Linked DNA regions of Homo sapiens: region 1 is linked to region 2. The links are chromatin contacts, found by Hi-C in ENCODE. All regions are on one chromosome and are shown on one strand. The core of a region is the stretch at or near the end of the contact, and the rest is flanking DNA. Distances in the headings are between cores, read along the strand shown.

What was found. Hi-C counts contacts between places; a loop is a spot of excess contacts on that map.
Region 1: a map of sciatic nerve shows a loop between it and region 2 (7-fold over the local background). The contact joins the promoter of ZNF334 here to the promoter of TNNC2 in region 2. A Hi-C loop is called at or near these places in 1 of 168 maps with a recorded cell type or tissue (sciatic nerve).

What each region holds. Positions count from the first base shown.
Region 1 is chr20:46,511,819-46,515,060 of GRCh38, reverse strand. It overlaps ZNF334 (zinc finger protein 334), which reads left to right and starts at 1,502. Exons shown (of 5, transcript NM_001353824.2): 1 at 1,502-2,521; 2 at 2,921-2,979. The coding sequence starts at 2,959. RefSeq lists a silencer at 1,228-1,462.
Region 2 is chr20:45,825,522-45,829,007 of GRCh38, reverse strand. TNNC2 (troponin C2, fast skeletal type) reads left to right here and starts at 1,696. Exons shown (of 6, transcript NM_003279.3): 1 at 1,696-1,762. The coding sequence starts at 1,760.

The DNA.
Region 1 (3,242 bases), core at 253-2,752, 690 kb before region 2:
CTTCACTGGCCTAGAATGTTCACTCATATGTCTGATGTCTCTAGGCAAGGATGACTGGAAGGCTGGGATAGCTGCATTGCTAGGAAAGATGGGCCTCTCTTTTTCCATGTGGTCTCAGGGCCTCTCACTTCCTACTTCTCCTGGTTTCTCCACTTGGTCTAACAGGTTAACTGCATGTCTTACACAGCGTCTAAGGACTCTTCAAAGGGCAAAGCTGAAGCTGCCAGGACTTTGTATGGCTTATTTCTGGAACTGGCACAGTGTGACTTCTGACGCATTCTTTTGGTTAAAGAGAGTCACAGAGTCAGTCAAAGTCAACGTGGGAGGGAAATATACAAGCCTGGAATACTGGGAAGTTTAGTTCATTGGGGGCCATCTTTGAAGACTAGCTACCACCAGTCGCTAATTGTTCTTTTCTGGAATTGAATAATAATACATTATAACTTTGTCAGAAACTTTCATGCCTTCCAATGAGTAAAGTTTTATAAAGTTCTATTTATTCAATATGTATACAATTCATATACAGTCATGCATAATATAAGAATGTTCCAGTCAACGATGTACTGCATATACAACTGTGGTCTCATAAGATTACAATACTGTACGTTTACTGCACCTTCCCTATGTTTAGATATGTTTACATACACAAATACCATTGTGTTACCATTGCATATGGTATTCAGGACAGTGACATGCCACACAGGCCTGTAGCCTAGGAGAAATAGGCTATACCATACAGCCTAGGTGTGTAGTAGACTATATTGTCTAGATTTGTGTAAGAACCCTCCATGATGTTCACACAAAGACGAGATTGCCTAAAGACACATTTCTCAGAGTGTATCCCCATCGTTAAACCATGCATGATTGTATGTATTTTCCTTGTGGATGTAAAACTATTTTCTATATTACTCACAATGTATATGAGATAATTCGTGGTATTAAAGTATATTAACTATATTGCTAATTTAAAAAATAACAAATTACTAGACCTATATGAGTTCCTCTTTGTAAAGCTGTCAGAAGAATGTGCACCTAATGTTAAACTCGGATATCTCTGGGAATTGGGGTTACGGCTAATAGTTCATTTTCTTCAGAGATATTCTGATTTATTTTCAACCTTCACGTATTGAAAGCCAGCAATGATTTTGTATCCTGTTTGGGAGAAATTTTCTGCAGGTCGTTAGTATTATATTCTGCTGGAATATCTTTAGCAGTCATTTTCATTTCGCAGAATTTTCCTTTCTCATCTATAGACTTCGGTGAAACGGATATGAAACTTTACTTTTCGTATTGATGATTCACAGCAGTCACCTAAACTCTGTAGTTAAAGCAGAAGCTCCTCAAAGATCCCTCAGGGTAGGGCGGTGGCCGCGACGCCTTCTGGGGACTGTGGTCCGGAAAGCCGGCGGGGGGCCCGGGAGAGCCCCGGGAAAGGCGGCCCGGGGGCCTTTCTGCGCATGTGCTGTTCCTGTTTTTTACCTGGACGCCCTTCCGGTTCGCCAGGCTCTTCCGGGTGAGGGTCCTGCAGCCCGTGAATCCCTGGTCCCGCCGAGACTTGGACCTGGTGCGAACTGGAGGCGAAGCGGGTGCACCCACAACCTATAGGAAGGGCTGGCGGCGAGCTCTGAGCACTCGGGCGTCGGAGGGAACGGTGGGGCCGGGCGGAGCGGGCCTCGGGTCTGCGGAGGGTGGACGCGCGCTCTCCCTGTCTTTGGAGGGAGGGTTTCCTGTGGTCGGGAGGCGAGGCAGCCAGGGCAGGATTGGGCTCCTGACCTGCAGGCCACGGGCGAGCTCTCTCTAGGGCCCTGATTTGCCCGAAGAAGGCGCTTGGTGAAGGTGAAAGGTTTACGCATCCAAGTAGCTAGAACCTCTTTCCAGAACTTCTGCTGATGCACTTAGTCTTGCAGCCATTGATTATTATAGCTCAGCAAAGTTCAGTTCAACTTTCGGAAGAAGGATGTGAGCTGGAATGGGCAGGGTCAAGATTTGACAGGAAAAGACACTTCACTGGAGGTATCTGCGAGAGTCCTGGGTTGGAGGGAAGGAGTACTGGTTATAAATAAGGAAATGATGTCTTCATCACTTCCTAAACACATACATGTCATTCCCTACCATCTCCACCCTCTGTTTATTCAGAGCTGCACCAACCATGTTCATCACCTCACCTGGGATTTACTGAGTTTACCCCTTACAGAGCTACACGATAGGGGTAAAGGAAAGACTAAAAACCAATTTATCTTATATTAAAATTACGACTTAGTAAATATTTTTTTCAGTAATGCAGTTTGCTAGTGACAGATCCAATAACTGAATTCTGGTCCTTTGAGTACCAGGTCAGGGCTTTTGTCATCTACCACATTTACGTTACCTACCACAAGAAGTTTCTTAGTAAAAGGTCCTCTTGTGAAACTGCAGCTAAGGGAAACCAAACTGTCAAAAAGACAAACACCTTAAAGCACTTTCATTCATTCTCTCTGGATTCTGTCATCTCAAGTGGCTAAACACATTAGTAGGAAAACAGGTAAGTGACATAATATCATTTTCCTATTCCAAGAAATCTTTTAATCCTAGAGTCCATTTTAATGCCAAAATAGTGTTCCAGGCTTTGTATATACTAACTTTCGTTGACCTAGTCTCCTATTAATTGGACTCAGACGTTTTCAATTTTTTTCAAAGGAGGCATAGATTGACAGTAATTCAGTAGAAAACATTTGTTGACACTCACTCAGTAAGAAAAGCTCTATGAGACCATTCTAGAACTATAAATGGACAAGTGAACGTTTCCTCAACATGTTGCTTCCTGAACCAGACTGGTCAAAGGGCCATGTTTTTAAATGGGTGTGTGGCTTTGTAGGTAATTGTAGAGCTGCTGTGTGAGCCAAATCGCTCATGATTCCATTCGCCATTCTTCCTTACCCAGCTCTGCTTTCAACACTCTTGGCCCTTTCTCAAGAGAACATGAAAATGAAAAAATTTCAGGTAAGTTGCTCAGGGATTTACTTCTCACATTATACAGTGAATTTCAAGAGGTTTAGAGTAGTTTGCAGATGAAACGAAATGTATAAAATTCAGCATCAGAGAAGAGTATTCGATCAATACTGGAAAAGTGGACATAGATATACAGAAATCATATATTCCTATAGAGTTACTCAAATGGTTCCAGAAAGGCCCAGACAATATGAGATAGCCCTTACACTGGATTTTTGTGTGGTTTTCCCATCATTTATATCTAAAAATTTTCT
Region 2 (3,486 bases), core at 447-2,946:
GTCTGTCTCAAAAACAAAACCCCAAAAAACCAAAAAACAATAAAAACTAAATTGGAATCCCATGGGTCTCCCTCACCCTTTGGCACCCTGCCTGCCTGGGGGAGGCCTTATTTAGCTTGGCCCAGCCCTGCTGAGCTTTCCTTGGGAATGTCTATATATAGGGGAAGGGGGCAGCCCAGTTGCCACTGTCCATCTGCATTCCTTGGTGTCCAGCCCCCCTTTCCTGGCCCCAGAGCCTGCTATCGGTTGTCTTGGTGCTCTTTCTGTCCACGTAGCCACTGTCTACAAGCCTTGCCTACTCCCCAGTGCCCAGCCTGCACCTTGTGGATTCTCAGGTTGGGCTCCCTCTGGACTTGGTCTGCCCACCCCTTTACTCCCCAGATGACCAGATTTCTTCACTGAGCTCTAGGAAGGGGCCAGCTGTCCTTTTACCACTTAAAGAACCTTCCCCTGCCTACTCCTTACTTCAAAAAAAGTGAATCCAAACACCCTTTCCCTGGAGAAGGTAACTTTCAGAGAAGGATCTTTGCTTTCAATGATTATTTCTCCTCCAAATGCACATCCTCCTCTCCTCCATCCCTCCATACATTTTTCCATCTGGACAGGTGCCCCAAGGACTGTCTGTCCCAACTTCCCTCCAGTCAGGATTAATAATAAGAATCATCAACATGGGTGGGCATGGTGCCTCATGACTGTAATTCTAGCACTTTGGGAAACCAAGGTGGAAGGATCCCCTGAGCCTAGGAGTTCGAGACCAGCCTGGGCAACATGGTGAAACCCCATCTCTATAAAAATACAAAAAAAAAAAAAGCCAGGGGTGGTGGTGCACCTCTAGTCCCAGCTACTCGGGAGGCTGAAGTGGGAGGATCACTTGAGCCCAGGAGATAGAGGCTGCAGTGAGCTATAATAGCACCACTGCACATCAGCCTTGGTGACAGAGTGAGTATAGACCTTTATAATTTACAAAGCTCTGCAGTCAAGTGGGGATAATCGTTGCTACCTCATAGGAGGAGCACTAGATGAGATCATGTTAAAATGCTTAGCACAGTGTGTGGCACGTCATGGGGTTCAGTAAACAGTGGCCTACCTGTCACTTTCTCCTCCTATCCCCTGCCCCTTACCATGGTTCAAAGACGGGACATTCCTCTTGCCAAGCACCAACGCTGTGTACCCAGCACAAGCTAGGTGACTTATACCCGGGTTCCCATTTACCATGGTCTCTCTGTGAGGGAGACCCCACAGACAGGTCCAATCCCACAGATGAAGAAATGGCTCAGAGAGGCACTGCTACCGGCCCAAGGTCACACAACTCGCAGAGGCTGGCCTTGGATCTTGGGTTTTGGACTTCAAGGCTTGTACTCTCCCCATTTTACCATGCTGCCTCACCCTTTACTACTCTGATCATCCTTACCATCTTGGAGCCAGTGTGCTTCCTCGGTCGGGGGGACTCCAAGGCAGTGGAACAGGGCAGGCCTTCCTCACAAGAATCTAGGACGTCAAGGCCTGCCACCTGCTTGGAGGCTTAAATTTCTCTGCAAGGGCCCTTGGCTAAATTAGGTAATGGGTTCAGACTGTGGGAGGGGTGGGACTCGCTGACCCCAGGATCTGATTGGGCAGGGTCTCCAGTGCTGGGGAGCAGGGAGGTGGGAGGGGAGGGTGCCCCTACAAATCCCGGGGGCTAGAGCAGGCCAGGTCATCTTTGGGTGGTGGAGTGCAAAGGAGGCGACCTGCAACAGAGGAGTCCCGGTCACCAGCAACCATGGTAAGGACAAGAGGGGACTTTGTGCCTTTACTCACGGGAGCACTCTGGACCCCTTTCAGGCCAGGCCTGGGTGCTCTGTGGGGCAGTAACTTGGATGTTTGAGGTTGGAGCATGGAGGTTCCTGGAACCCAGGTGTCTTGGAGGAAGGCCTTTGACTTTTCTTGAAAGGGGAGGGCTGGGATATTCCAGAGATTGATCCTTAAGGCTTGCTGACTGCCTACTCACTTCTGGAAACTTCCAGCAGTGTCATTCATAGACCTGTGAAGAGCTCTTAGCTTGTTTCCTTCACACAGTGGGGACTCTGAGGGGTCAGAGTGAGTCACCCAGCAGGCCAGTGGCAGGGGTGAGCCAGAAGCCTGGCCAAACCCTCCTATCATCATGGAGAGAAGAAAGCCTCCTCCAGAAGACGGGAGGCCGGCAGGGCGTGGGGCCTGCTCAGATGCAGGGCTCTGGGAGCCCTGAGGATGATGGGAAGGGGCAGAAGATGACAGACCAGAGTTAGAGAGACTCCGCTCTCCTAGAGAGGGCTTCTGATTTGGAGCTGTTGTTTTGGTCTGAGATCCCCCTCCCCACTTCACTTCAAGGAGTAACTAGATCCCAGAGGCCAGCTGCTGTTGCCCATGCCTGACTAAAAATAGCCTGCCCTCCTGGCATAGGGAAAGAGGAGGAGAGGAAGGAGGGGGAGAAGGAGGAGCACTGGTGGCCAGCTGGCTGAAGAGCTCCTTGGAAGCCTCACCCTGTCCTCACTGCCAGCCTCAATCCAAAGCCTCTGACCCAGATGGCCTGGCTTGGATATGACGTGGAAACCCCTGCAGAAATCTCACTTTCATGTCAAGGCCTCCATCACATTCGGCCCCCCATGAGGGGCCTTTTCTCCAATGACTGAATCCTAAGAAGGAAGCTGACAGCCTCCGACTCTGCCAGTTCTCTGAGGGGCGGGATGATGTGTCTTTTATCTCTTCTTTGTGGTTCCAGTGCCTGATCTGTGGCCTGACATGCAGCAAGTACTCAATAACTTTGTGTTGCATTATTATTTATTTGAGAACAAACATTTTATTGAGCAACTATTAAAGTACCGGGCACCATTAGGAGCTGCAGAAAACTGGAAAATAGTGCTGGAATGGTGCTAGCCCTTTACAAAGCCCTTTCACACCCCTGATATCTCATCCCTGAAAAGCTACAGAGAAAAGATGAAGGCACGCTAATTGACGTGCCTAAGGTCACTGGGGGGTGGGGGGGGTTCCCGACTTGGCCTTCAATTGACAAGTGAGAAGGCCTTGGGCTTAACTTGTTGTCTCCTCTCTTTTGCTCAAAACTGGGGTCACAGGCTGCGCGCGGTGGCTCACGCCTGTAATCCCATCACTTTGGGAAGCTGAGGCAGGCAGATCGCCTAAGGTAGGGGGTTCGAGACCAGCCTGACCAACATGGAGAAACCTCATCTCTACTAAAAATACAAAATTAGCCGGGCGTTGTGGTGCATGCCTGTAATCCCAGCTACTCGGGAGGCTGAGGGAGAAGAATCGCTTGAACCCCGGAGGTGGGGGTTGCGGTTGTGGCGAGCTGAGATCGTGCCATTACACTGCAGCCTAGGCAACAAGAGCAAAACTCCGTCTCAAAACAAAACAAAACAAACAAACAAAAAAAACTGGGGTCAGGCCGGGCATGGTGGCTCACGCCTGTAATCCCAGCACTTTGGGAAGCCGAGGTGGGCGGATCACCTGATG